4 separate regions of the Homo sapiens genome follow, and all the other regions are linked to region 4. The links are chromatin contacts, found by Hi-C in ENCODE. All regions are on one chromosome and are shown on one strand. Each heading gives the region's core, a stretch centred on a gene start or an enhancer-like site at or near the end of the contact. The rest is flanking DNA. Distances are from core to core; before and after follow the strand shown. Region 1 overlaps PACS1 (phosphofurin acidic cluster sorting protein 1). Region 2 holds the start of RBM14-RBM4 (RBM14-RBM4 readthrough). Region 3 has its middle 4.8 kb from the start of CD248. Region 4 holds the start of SAC3D1 (SAC3 domain containing 1).

The links. A loop is a pair of places that touch in the nucleus more often than their neighbours do. Pooled maps may share reads with other maps.
Region 1: a pooled map shows a loop between it and region 4 (3-fold over the local background). The contact joins the enhancer-like site here to the promoter of SAC3D1 in region 4. A Hi-C loop is called at or near these places in 2 of 50 pooled maps.
Region 2: a pooled map shows a loop between it and region 4 (7-fold over the local background). The contact joins the promoter of RBM14-RBM4 here to the promoter of SAC3D1 in region 4. A Hi-C loop is called at or near these places in 4 of 50 pooled maps.
Region 3: a loop to region 4 is called in a pooled map, with 9 times the contacts of the local background. The contact joins the enhancer-like site here to the promoter of SAC3D1 in region 4. A Hi-C loop is called at or near these places in 2 of 50 pooled maps.

The regions. Positions count from the first base shown.
Region 1 is chr11:66,136,099-66,139,355 of GRCh38, forward strand. All of the region lies in intron 1 of PACS1 (phosphofurin acidic cluster sorting protein 1), which reads left to right. Among named protein-coding and RNA genes, the nearest start is that of PACS1, 67 kb to the left of the region's middle. RefSeq lists a silencer at 2,812-2,971. Within about 2 kb of position 1,498, at least 6 of the 41 ENCODE cell types and tissues checked have a DNase peak (open chromatin) inside an H3K27ac peak, as active enhancers do.
Region 2 is chr11:66,614,750-66,617,885 of GRCh38, forward strand. It overlaps RBM14-RBM4 (RBM14-RBM4 readthrough), which reads left to right and starts at 1,881. Exons shown (of 2, transcript NM_001198846.2): 1 at 1,881-2,308. The coding sequence starts at 1,972. RBM14 (RNA binding motif protein 14) reads left to right here and starts at 1,881. Exons shown (of 3, transcript NM_006328.4): 1 at 1,881-2,308. The coding sequence starts at 1,972. It also overlaps the pseudogene RNU4-39P. RefSeq lists enhancers at 1,357-1,466, 1,831-2,764, 1,897-2,126.
Region 3 is chr11:66,310,625-66,313,822 of GRCh38, forward strand. No RefSeq gene overlaps it. Among named protein-coding and RNA genes, the nearest start is that of CD248, 4.8 kb to the right of the region's middle. RefSeq lists a silencer at 1,577-1,826. Within about 2 kb of position 1,592, at least 39 of the 41 ENCODE cell types and tissues checked have a DNase peak (open chromatin) inside an H3K27ac peak, as active enhancers do.
Region 4 is chr11:65,039,383-65,042,803 of GRCh38, forward strand. It overlaps SAC3D1 (SAC3 domain containing 1), which reads left to right and starts at 1,828. Exons shown (of 2, transcript NM_013299.4): 1 at 1,828-2,484. The coding sequence starts at 1,911. It overlaps SNX15 (sorting nexin 15), which reads left to right. Exons shown (of 8, transcript NM_013306.5): 8 at 304-1,190. The coding sequence ends at 410. ARL2-SNX15 (ARL2-SNX15 readthrough (NMD candidate)) reads left to right here. Exons shown (of 11, transcript NR_037650.2): 11 at 304-1,190. RefSeq lists silencers at 1,747-2,426, 2,447-2,496.

The DNA.
Region 1 (3,257 bases), core at 248-2,747, 1.1 Mb after region 4:
GACGTAGATACGTAAGTACGTCCTACGGGTTATGTGGCTATGCTGCTGAGACCTCACACTCAACCCTCCAGCACTAATTCACTCTCTTTCAAAATTGTGCTGTTGCTTTCAGTGTTTGGGGAGCCCAGGAGAGGAATGTGAAACAGGACTGCCCAATCCCGCTAACACACACACACACACACACACACGCCAAGAATGTGAAACAGGACTGCCCAATCCCACTGTCACACACACACACACACACACACACACACACCAAAAACCAAAACAAACCAAAATATTCCTGAGTGCAGGAGTTATGATTTAACAAAACCTTCATATCCTCTAACATCCCCACTCCAGAGAACACCCTACTTAGAATAAAAAGCTAGGAGTGATGAGCACCATGGCTTTCAGTCTTTATGGAGCTGTGATAGCCCATCATTATTTGATTTATTCTCCTATCTTTTCCAGAGCGGATGTAGTCTTTGAATAGAATTGCATAATTTTAGGGTTTTAAGCACCCTCAGTAATCGTGCAGTTTAGTTTCCCATCTCATGCCTTCCAAAAAACTTCATACAAGTTGACCCTCATCTAGCCTTGGCCCGAGTGCTTCCACTGAACAAGAATTCAGCAGTTTTTTAAGCAGGCCCATTCCATTGTATGGACTGCCCGAATTATTAATAAGTTCTCTATGTTCGGCTAAAACTTAACTCATGGGAATTTCCACCCTAAGTCCTGATTTAACCATTTGTAGAAATGAATGACTCAGTTTTTTCACTCCCACAGAAGTGGTCTTCAGCTATTGGAGGACAGTGCCCGGCCTCCGTAGGCTCTCCAGCCTCAGCATTGCCCACTTTTCTCTTGGCTTGTTGGGCTTTTTTCTTCTTGATTTTTGGGGATTTTTGAAAATAGCCCTATGTCTTGGATATGAGTCACAAATTGCCCCCCCCCCCACCATTTCGTCATTTGTCTCCAAGCTCTGTTTACATTGGTGTTTGCCGTGCAGAAGTTTTTCTTTAATGTAATAAAATGTAGCCATCTTTTTTAAAATGACCTCTGGACTTCATGTGTTTGGAGTTTATTCATACTTAGAAAGGCCTTGTCCACTTGAGGCTGTTTAAAAAATACCCATATTTTCTGCTAGTACTTAAATGGATTTGTGTGAGTGTGTGTGTTTGTGTTTGTGTGTGTGTGTGTGTACTTAAATCTTTTATGCATCTAGAATTTATTTTAAGATAAGATGTGAGGTAGGGGTTCAAATTAATTTTTTTCCAGCTAGCTGTCTAGTTACTCCAACATTATTGAATTACTCATTTTTTCCTGTTTTGAAATGCCATTATATTAAATTCATGACACACTTTTGGATTTATTCCTAGAGTGTTTCATATGTTTTATTTCCAAGCAAACCACCACACACATCTTATACCTTCATTACTGAAATTTTTAACCTAAATGTAAAACTTGTTATGTGCTTACCTGGCATCCAGCCGGTCAGGATGGTCTGACTCTGCTCCTTCCTGCCTCAGCAGCCTCCTCTTTTGTGCCACCTGCAGGTTAATAAGCATCTCTTATGTCATTATCCAGGCCATTGACCAAGGGGTGACAATAATATTGGCCATTGTAGGGCTGTCCTTTGGACTCCAGTGGAGAGCCATTACTCACTGTTTCCTATTTTAGAAATGCAGCATGATAGGTTAAAAAGTGCTTAGGGTTTTGGTTTCAGTTGCAGAACTAAATTTGAGCATCCCTTCTATTCATTGTTTCTCAGACTTTAATGTGAACAGGAATAACCTGAGAATCTTGTTAAAATGCAAATTCTTTTTTTATTTTTAGTAGAGACGGGGTTTCACCATGTTGGCCAGGCTGGTCTTGAACTCCTGACCTCAGGTGATCCACCTGCCTTGGGCTTCTAGAATGCTGGTATTACAGACATGAGCCACAGCACCCAGCATAAAATGCAAATTCTGATTCAGTAGGTCTGGGGTAGGCCAAGATTTTGCCCCGTTTATTTATTTATTTATTTATTTATTGGACAGTATCACACTCTGTCACTCAGGCTAGAGTGCAGTGGCCTGATCATGGCTCACTGCAGCCTCAAACTCATGGACTGAAGTGATGCTCCTGCCTCAGCCTTCTTAGTAGATAGGACTGTAGACTTCTGCCACCATGCCCAGGTAATTAAAAAAAATTTTTTTACAGAGATGGGAGTCTTGCCATATTACCTGGGCTGGTATTGAAATCCTGTCCCCAAGCAACCACCCAAAGTGGGATTACAGGGTGAGCTATGGTGCCCAGACGGCTTTTGCATTTTTAATAAGTCCCCAGGCCATGCTGATGCTGATGGTCCATGGACTACCCTATACTTTGCAGGACCAAGACTAGAGTGAGTCAAGTGACATGCCCCACGAAGTGTGTGAGGAGGCACTTACTGTCTTGGCACTTGCACAAACCTGAGAGCAAGCACTTCTTTAAGTTTTGTACCCTGGGTCCCTTGCTTGCCTCACCCTAATCCCAGCCCTGATATTGTGTTTCTTATTATTGTTAGGCTTACTGCTGATGAAGCTACTAAATAGGACTCTTGAGAGGTGAGCTCTTGCTGTCTGCACTTTTTTTTTTTTTCGAGACAAAGTCTTGCTCTGTCGCCCAAGCTGGAGTGCAGTGGCGCGATCTTGGCTCACTGCAACCTCCGCCTCCCGGGTTCAAGTGATTCTCCTGCCTCAGCCTCCCGAGTAGCTGGGACTACAGACATGCGCCACCACGCCCAGCTAATTTTTGTATTTTTAGTAGAGACAGGGTTTCACCATGTTGGCCAGGATGGTCTCGATATCTTGACCTCATGATCCGCCCGCCTCAGCCTCCCAAAGTGCTGGGATTACAGGTGTGAGCCACTGTGCCTGGCCGCTGTCTGTATTTTTAAACAGGTTCCCCAGGCGACCCTTAGGCACACCAAAGTTTGAGAACCACTGAAAAAGAGAAGTTCTGACTTTTAGGATTAATTTACAGCCTGTTATGAAACCAGTGCTTGCAACCTGAAAACATCATGCTACTGTTTACCTTTAGTTTTCATGATGTGCTTGAGATAGTGGTGGCTAAGCCCGAAATATATAAATTTTTAATTTTCATGTTTGTGGGTACATAGTGGGTGTATATATTTATGGGTTGCATTTGTTTTGATACAGGCAGGCAATGCATAATAATCACATGAGGGTAAGTGGGGTGTCCAACTCAAGCATTTATCCTTTGTGTTACAGACAATCCAGTTATACTTTTTAGTT
Region 2 (3,136 bases), core at 631-3,130, 1.6 Mb after region 4:
CGCCTGGCCCAAGCACATGCCATTTCAATGGCCTTGTGCTACACAACTCCCACCCTCCTATTCTGCTCTCTGTTCCAGGTTCTGGCCATATTGGGCTCTTTTTTTTTTTTTTTTTTGGAGACAGAGTCCTGCTCTGTTGGCCAGGATGGAGTGTGGTGGCGTGATCTCAGCCCACTGCAACCTCCACCTCCTGGGTTCAAGTGATTTTAATGCCTCAGCCTCCTGAGTAGCTGGGATTACAGGTGCCAGTCATCATGCATGGCTAATGTTTTGTTTTCAATTAGCAATAATTGCGCCTCGGATAAACCTCATTGGCTATGATACTGCCACTGCGCAAAGCTAATGTTTTGTAGTTTTAGTAGAGACAGGGTTTTACCATGTTGGTCAGACTGGTCTCGAACTCTTGACCTCAGGTGATCCGCCCGCCTCAGCCTCCCAAAGTGCTGGGATTACAGGCGTGAGCCACCGGGCCTGGCCCATACTGGCTCTTGACTCTTCCTTGAACCAGATTTGCTTCTGCCCCAGCACTCTTTGACTTGTACTTTCTGGCCGGCATGATCTTCCCTCAGAGGATGGCTTAGTTCCCTTGATTACTCCAAGTCCTCATCACCATCTAACACGCTTATGTTTTACTTATTTCTTGCCTGTTTCTCCCCACCATAAGATCCAAGAAGGTTGGGATTTCTGTCATTTTTTTTTGTTCACTGCTATATTCTTGGTGGTGTCCACATGGTAGGTGCTATTTGTTGACTGAACACGTAGGCAAATATTTCCCTGAGTTTGTCACATGTCTATGTTTTTGATGTTGTCTGCCATGCAACAATCTTATTTACATACTCAAATCTGTTTAAAAAAATTTTTGAGACGGAATCTCACTGTCGCCCATGCTGGAGTGCAGTGGCGTGATCTTGGCTCACTGCAACCTCCGCCTTCCGGGTTCAAGTGATTCTCCTGCCTCAGCCTCCCAAGTAGCTGGGATTACAGGCGCGCACCACCACACCCGGCTAATTTTGTATTTTTAGTAGAGACGGGGTTTCACCATTTTGGCCAGGCTGGTCCTGAACTCCTGACCTCCGGTGATCTGCTTGCCTTGGTCTCCCAAAGTGCTGGAATTACAGGCGTGAGCCACCGCTCCCGGACTAAAATTTTTTTTAAGGCTCAACTTTTGCTTCCTGCAGAATTAATTTTCTCGTTTATTAAACTGTTTATTATGAAAACCTTCAACATACAATAACGTCATTCCATTATTTCTTGACTGGGAATTCCATCAGGGCAGAGGCCTTTGATTTTTCACCGGCTGCCAGGACCTCAGCAACCCCAGGGAATGTTTCCAAAGAATCAATTAATGGCACGAGGGCTTCTCCGGGGCCTGCCTCAGGTCCCCTCGCGGTGCTCAGCACAGTCCTGGGAGCCGTTTGCCGACTCAAGGCGCCTGTCCTGGTTTCTCCCGCCAGGCCCGGCCTTCCCCCGTACACTCACGCGGCAACCCCCAGGCGCGGGTTTGGACAGGGCTTCCAGAATGGGAGGAGCCCTGACTTCCAATTGTACAAAGTTTTCCTGGGAGCCCGCCGGTCCCAGCCCCACCCGGGCCAGAGACCGCCTTACAGACTAGGCCTCTCTGCCGCCGGCGCCGCTCGCGCGCGTTCTCCTCTCTTCAGCCCTCCCTCTTCTTCCCAACCCCCTCTCCCGCCACGGGCTGTGGCGGTTGGTCGTCCCTTTCCCACCCCCTCAGCTAACGAGCGGGCTCTAGGCCCTCTGGGATTGGCTGTGCCTGAGCACATCTTCCCTCAGCGTTTCTGATTGGTCGCTGGACGCGCGGGATGCGAGTCCCCATTGGCTAGGCCAGGGCGCCTGCGCGGCGGGGTTCTCGGTCGCCAGCCATTCCTGAGGAGGACTGCCGGTCGTTCGGACGTCTTGCCTGTCGCTGGAGGAGAGGTCCGGGCTCTCCAGGAAGGTGGCTGCGGCGACAAAATGAAGATATTCGTGGGCAACGTCGACGGGGCGGATACGACTCCGGAGGAGCTGGCAGCCCTCTTTGCGCCCTACGGCACGGTCATGAGCTGCGCCGTCATGAAACAGTTCGCCTTCGTGCACATGCGCGAGAACGCGGGCGCGCTGCGCGCCATCGAAGCCCTGCACGGCCACGAGCTGCGGCCGGGGCGCGCGCTCGTGGTGGAGATGTCGCGCCCAAGGCCTCTTAATACTTGGAAGATTTTCGTGGGCAATGTGTCGGCTGCATGCACGAGCCAGGAACTGCGCAGCCTCTTCGAGCGCCGCGGACGCGTCATCGAGTGTGACGTGGTGAAAGGTAACGCGGAGGCGCGCTCGGGGGCGGGGGCGCGCTCGGGGCACTCTGCCTGTTAGCCACGCCCCTTACCCGGGGGTCGGTCACTGCGCGGTTGGGAGGGGTGGGGAAGTGCGCGGGAGCAGGTCGGAGGTGTTGGGGGCGCGTTGGGTAGAGCCACCCTCCTCCCCTGCGGTCCAGGAACCGTCCACCAAGTAGGAGGAAGCGGCTCTGGGTGGGTGCGGCGGCCACTGCGAGCCAAGCTACGGGGCCGGGGACGCGCCTGAGAGCCTTGCGAGTGTTCCGGGGGCGCGCCTTCTCCTGGTCTCCTGGGCCTGGCACCCAGCGGAAATTGGGAAGTGACGGGCACAAGCCGGATCATGAAGCGGGGAAGATTTCTCCACTTCCCCACTTCCTCTCCAGACGTCGGTCAGAGCAAGGGAAGAGGGAAAAGGTGGGGGCTGACGCCCCAAGGCCGCCCTCCTGTTCCCTCCCGATGAATGTGCTCAAGCGGAAGGTAACGGGGCCCTTGGACGTTTCTCGGGCTGGGGTCTTTTAGTCTTGTCTGGCATGGGTCTACTCATGGGCACAGTTACACGTGGGTACGAGAGGGGCCCCTTCCGAATCACTTTGGCCTTTCAATATTAGGTAGGTTAGGCGTGGCAGCTCTGTGCTTTTCTCCTCCCTCAAACTTGGGGTTTTTCTTTGGGCTCGATTTTACATCTGTCAACTGGAAACCCCAGCCTTTTGCATGTGCAAGAAAGCTTGTTTTATGAAGTCCCCTTCTGCGTAGTCTTTACATGCCAAGCCAGTGCCCTAGGGCAGTGTCATTCTTTTATAAGCTTGGTGACT
Region 3 (3,198 bases), core at 342-2,841, 1.3 Mb after region 4:
TAGGGCAGATGGCTTAATGCAGTTAGGCAAGTGCCTTCAGCTTCCTACTCTGTAAATTGTGGTAAGAACGGCACTTACTTCTTGGAGGTTGTTATGAATCTTACATGGATTAAGCCAAGTAAAGCCCTTAAAAAAGGACCGGGCATGTAAGAAGTGCTTCAAGGCTGGGCATGGTGGCTCATGCCTGTAATCCCAGCACTTCGGGAGGCTGAGGTGGGTGGATCACCTGAGGCGAAGAGTTCGAAACCAGCCTGACCAACATAGTGAAACCCCGTCTGTATTAAAAATACAAAAATTAGCCGGGCGTGGTTGTGGGTGCCTGTAATCCCAGCTACTTGGGAGGCTGCGGCAGGAGAATCGCTTGAACCTGGGAGGCGGAGGTTGCAGTGAGCCGAGATGGCGCTATTGCACTCCAGCCTGAGCAACAAGAGAGAAACTCCGTCTCGAAAAAACAAAAACAAAAACAAAAAACAAAAACAAAAACAAAACAGAAGTGCTTCAAGCATTCACTATTATTATCGTCAGTATTTAGCGCTAAACCCTATTTACATTTGTAATGGCTAGTGCACGAGCATTGGAACCTGGTCTGGAAAGTATCCCTCTCCCCAGGCCTGATTTGCCCGGAGGTGGGTAAGGGCAAGGTTGGCAGCTAAGGCAGGAAGCAAAGGGCCCAACTGGAGCTCAGTGGTGTCAACTCCCTTCCTCCTCAAGGGTTGCTCCCTGTCTGTCCCACTAATGTTTGAAAAATATTTTACTGGGTTCCTAGCCCTGAACTTCAGCGTCTCCTGCCCTCCAGGCTGTTATTTTCAGAGGTAGAGATGAGAGCTGAGATAGGGTCTCCCTTGAGACACTGTCCCTAAAAACTACGACCTTCAGCTCCTAATTGAGGGCTTCCCCGCCCAAACCCACCCCTTCGCAACACAGCCCCCAGGGAAGGTGTCTAGCCTTTGGAGCACTAGGTGGGGGCGGGGGAAACCTGGTCCTAGGAATTCTAGGCCGCCAGATGAGAGGCGATGCTTTCGCCCTCCAGGCGAAAGGATTTGTCGGGGAGAGACAGCAAGAGTTCGACCAGCCAGCCACTTTAGAGATTGTCAGGGGCGCTCAGCTCATAGGGTGGCTCGAGGGCCAGTGCGAAGCTCCCTTAGGGACGAATTTCCACATACGACGAAAGGCATCTGCGAAAGGATGGGCTGTCCCGTGGGGGGAGTCGGCAGATATTTAAGTAACACTAACATTTAACGAATTAAGCAGCTATTTCTATTTACTGAGCAATTAGTACGCTTTGAGAGAGAGGCCCTACCGAGGCCTCGCGGTGGCTGTAAGTCCGTGGGGCCGAGGCCAGGTGGCGCCAAAGGCCCATCGACGCCATCTGCCCGGCTGTCCGGGCCCAGTCTCCGGGCTCGCCCAGAGAACCCGAAATCTGGACAAACGGAAACCGTAGGTGGAGGAAGAAGAGGGCTCCAGGGCCAGGTTCAAGGGCATCGTGGTGAGAGATGAGGGGTTCGGAGGACTGGTGGATCTGGGCATATCGCGAAGGTGGTAAGGGACCCAGGGGTGGAGTGGGCGGTGCTTGCGCCAAGAGGGTGAGCCTGAGTGTGGGCGGGGCGTGCGATAAGAGGCTCGCTCGGTAGCGCTCTTCGCAGAGCCGTATTTGTGCGCTACGCCGCAGCCAGGGCGCTCTGGGTGGGCGGGACTCCAGGGCCCCCAGGGGCGTGGCTTGCATCTTTCGTGGGCGGCCCCGGGGGCGGGGCTCCGTGTAGGTGAACCGCTACCTCCGCTCGATGTGTGAGGTGTGACAGTCCTACGAGGGCGCAGTTCTTCCACTTTTGTGAGCTTGAGAGGGGGCGGAGCTTGTAGCTGGGGACGGAGCCTGAAGAGGAGGTTGAGGGGAACTTCACACGTTTCCCTGGAGGGCGGAGTTTACATCATCCCCCAACAGAGTTAAGACCTCTGAGGGATTCCCTGCAGTGTCCAGGGCTCTGTGAGGCGAAGCTTGCAGTTGTGTTGGGCGGGGCCTGTAGCGCCGCGTGAAGAGAATGTGTAAACTCGGGGCGAAGTTCATACCTCCTAGAAGCCGAGACTAATAGTTCCGCCAATCTGCGCGCGCCGAGCGGAGGAGGTGGGGCTTGTAGGTTGTGGGCGGGGGACTGGGCGGGGCCAAGAGGGCAGGGGGCGGGCACAATCGCTGCTGGAATCTTTGAGTTGGCAGGGGCGGGGCTTGTGGCTTTGTGGGCGGGGCCTCTGGAGAGCTCCCGGGGGCTCTCTTCTGTTCTGCAGCGAGTAGGCGTGGCTCGTAGCTCCCAGGTCCGGGCTGATACCGCTGGAGTATGCAGTTCGCCGCCGCGCCCGAATGAGGCGGGGCCTGCGAGTAAGTGGGCTGAGCCCGGGCTGGGCGCAGGCCGGGGCTCTGCCCTGGGAGGCCGTCTGTTTAGGCCCGCACGCAGCTCCGCATCTGGTGCTCATTACCAGATGACAAAGAGCCGGCTCTGGGCCCCCTTCCCCACTCCCATCCCCCGCCTCCGACTGCAGTGTATTTAACTGTTTCCTGCCCTCGAGGCGCTCTAGATCCCTACCCGAGGTCACGGAGGGGACTCCAGACCATCCCGTCTCTGCAGGCCTTGTCGCTCCCCAGGCTTCCTCACCTCCTTCCCAGACTCAGCCGTCTGGGCCGCCTCGCAACCCTCATTGGCATCCAGCAAACCTGCCCGACGGCGTCTCCGAGGTTAAAGCTGTGCAGGATCTGGCGGGGACGTCTGGTTTGAGTTAGGGGAACGTGAGAGCGGGGACCGGGGGCGGTGCGTAGCGTTCCCTCCGCCCCCTCCGCGACCCCCTGGTTCATCCCCAGCTCCGGCCCCTCCTTTCCTGGTTCCCTGGGGCCCAGCTCAGCCTTCCAGCTCAGGTCCAGGCCCGAAGGGGGCGCTGGGCCACTCCTCCTCGCCTGCCCGGGTGGTCGTGGCGGCTCTGCCCCGTCCTAATTAGAGGCCCCCAAGAGGCTGTAACTGAAAAATTACAGAGGCGGTGGGAACTGGCGCCTCCCCTCCCCAGGTCTCACCCCCGCCCCCCAAGGCAGTGAGCACGAAATGAGGGAGGTCACTCCCACCAGGCTGTGATCTTTGACCAGGCCCTCCAGTTCCTGGGACACTTCAGTCCTGAGCAGCCGGAGCCCTCGCTCAAGCTCAGGTCTGCTGAGCTCTGTCT
Region 4 (3,421 bases), core at 578-3,077:
CCAGCGAATTTTTGTAGTTTTAGTAGAGATGGGCTTTCACCATGTTGGTCAGGCTGGTCTCGAACCCCTGACCTCGTGATCCACCCACCTCGGCCTCCCAAAGTGCTGGGATTACAGGCGTGAGCCACCGCGCCCAGCATGGCCTCAGTTTTCTTATTTGTAGACTGAGGAGAATGGATGCTGGGCCCCAGAGAGGAGGGAAAAGCACATGGTGATGCTCTGCGAATTGTAAAGGACCCGACCAGGGGTTCTGACCAGGCCAGTGGTGCCCAGGTGCCTCAGCTGAGCATTCTCTCTCCACAGGTGACCCGTTGCCTGCCCGCCAGGAAGGTGTGAAGAAGAAGGCAGCTGAGTACCTGAAGCGGGCAGAGGAGATCCTGCGCCTGCACCTGTCTCAACTCCCACCCTAACAGGGAGTGGGCCATTCCCTGGGACTCTCGCTCCTGCACTGCCAGCCCCTTCTCCTCTCCCCAGGGCCTGGCCCTACCTCCTGGTCTTGTAATTACAGGAGCCATTTCTGTAGGTAACTGGACCAAGAATGAGAAAAATAATGAATTCTTAGCTCCCTGATTACACCTGCCACCTTGGAATCAAGGACTCACACTTCTGACCCTGCCTGTCTTTTTGGGGTTTTTTTGAGTTGGAGTCTCGCTGTGTCGCCCAGACTGGAGTGCAGTGGTGGGATCGCGGCTCACTGCAACCTCCACCTCCCAGGTTCAAGCAGTTCTCCTGTCTCAGCCTCCCCAGTAGCTGAGATTGCAGGCACATGCCACCACGCCCAGCTAATATTTTGTATTTTCAGTAGGGACGGGGTTACACCATGTTGGCCAGGCTGGTCTCGAACTCCTGACCTCAAGTGATCCACCCGCCTCAGTCTCCCAAAGTGCTGAGATTACAGGCATGAGTCACTACGCCCGGCCCATGTCTGTCTGTCTTGATGTGTGAGCAGCAGCTGTGGTCATTAAACCATTAGTTTACCCCTCTAGAACTGGGGTCTGCAAACTCCCACCTGCAGCCAAATCTGGCCCACCTCCTTTTTAATGTAAGGGCTGTGAGAGTGGTTTTTACTTTTTTTAATGATTAAAAAAATCAAAATAATATTCTGTGACAATGACAGGTGAAATTTATATGTGACAAGTGAAAATTATATGAAATTTAAGAGTCCATAAATAAAATTTGTTGGAACACAACCAGGCTAATTCATTTAGTATTGTGATAGCTGCTTTCGCGCTACACTGGCAGTTGAAACAGTTGCAGAGTTGAGTCTTTGCCGCCTGCAAATCCCAAAACATTTACAACCTGGCCCTTTGCAGAAAACATTTGCTGGCCCCTGAGCTAGAAAATAGGGAGCATAGTCTCAGGGAAATAGAGGACAAGCCGATGGAGCCGGTTTATTGGGTGGAAGGGACGAAGGAGAGGAACCCAAAGCCCGGGTACTTGTCTCAGAGGCCCCAAAGCCAAATCCTGATTGCTCAGCGGGCTGGAAGGCGTGGCCTCAGCCCCGCCCCGCCCCGCCTCACCACAAAGCGGTTGGTTGCGGCAGGGACTACACCGGTGTATCATGGGAGCGGCCCGGGCTACACGTTAAAAACACTAAGGGGAGCGCGCGAAGCTGAACTTGGCGCTCGATGGGGGCCGTTAGCCGCCCTAGAGCGCGCGGAGCCGCAGAGGCGTAGCTGGACTACAACGCAGTGCATCTCGGGAGGCCAACTCGACTGGACTGGGTGAGAGGACAGAGGTGGCTCGATGGGCGGCCCGAAGGCCGGGGATCATGGCGGGAAGGCGGGCCCAGACAGGTTCAGCCCCGCCCCGACCCGCCGCTCCCCACCCCCCGGCCGGCCTCGCGTGCCTTCCCGCAGCACTGCCGTCCCCGGGATGCTGAGCGCCCACCGTCTCCCCGCAGCCCCCTCATGCCCGGCTGCGAGCTGCCCGTGGGCACCTGCCCGGACATGTGCCCGGCCGCCGAGCGCGCCCAGCGCGAAAGGGAGCACCGCCTGCACCGCTTGGAGGTGGTGCCGGGTTGCCGCCAGGACCCGCCCCGCGCGGATCCGCAGCGCGCGGTGAAGGAGTACAGCCGACCCGCCGCCGGCAAGCCCCGGCCCCCGCCCAGCCAGTTGCGTCCGCCCTCCGTGCTGCTGGCCACCGTGCGCTACCTGGCCGGTGAGGTGGCGGAGAGCGCCGACATCGCCCGCGCCGAGGTGGCCAGCTTCGTGGCAGACCGCTTGCGAGCTGTGCTCCTGGACCTGGCGCTGCAGGGAGCGGGCGACGCCGAGGCAGCTGTGGTGCTGGAGGCGGCGCTGGCCACGCTGCTGACCGTAGTGGCGCGGCTCGGGCCCGACGCGGCGCGGGGACCCGCGGACCCGGTGCTGCTGCAGGCCCAGGTGCAGGAGGGCTTCGGCTCGCTGCGGCGCTGCTACGCGCGGGGCGCCGGGCCGCACCCCCGCCAACCCGCCTTCCAGGGCCTCTTTCTGCTCTATAACCTGGGTGAGTCGGGATCCTGGCGGCTGGGCAGAGCGTGGGGACAGGAGCCCACCATGACAGTGGAGGTAGGGAAAGGAAGGATTAGCTTTAACATCTCACCATTAGCCCCCTCCCAGGACAGCACAAGATCCACCGAGCCCCGACGTGGGACCTCGGGCCCATCTCTGGGTCTTAGTTGTCTCAGGAATAAAAGTGGAGGGGGCAAGGGTGGAAAGGGAGAATTGGTCTAAATAGTGATTTTCAAACTTTTTTTTTTTTGAGTCTCGCTCTGTCGCCCAGGCTGGAGTGCAGTGGCGCGATCTCGGCTCACTGCAACCTCCGCCTCCCTGGGTCAAGCGATTCTTCTGCCTCAGCCTCCTGAGTAGCTGGGATCACAGGCGCGCGCCACCACACCCAGCTAATTTTTGTATTTAGTAGAGACGGGGGTTTCACCATGTTGGTCAGGCTGGTCTCGAACTCCTGACCTCGTGATCCGCCCACCTTGGCCTCACAAAGTGCTGGGATTACAGGCGTGAGCCACCGCGCCCGGCTGATTTTCAAACTCTTTTAACCTCCCCGCCCAGTCAGGGTTACCAAGCAAACAAGAACACATATGCCCACGAATATACCTGAGACAGAAGTTTAAGGCATTAGAGATACTTTCTATGGGCGATGCATTCCAATAAACTCTTATTATTTGTTTCTTTCTTTGTTTTTGAGACAGAGTCTAGCTCTGTCGCCCAGGCTGGAGTGCGGTGGCATGATCTTGCCTAACTGCAACCTCCGCCTCCCGGGTTCAGGCTATTCGCCTGCGTCAGCCTCCCAAAGAGCTGGGACTACAGGCGTGCACCACCACACCCGGCTAGTGTTTGGATATTTAGTAGAGACAGGCCAACACCATGTTGGCCATGCTGGTCTCGAACTCCTGACCTCAAAATGATAGCTCACCTCTGCCTCCCAA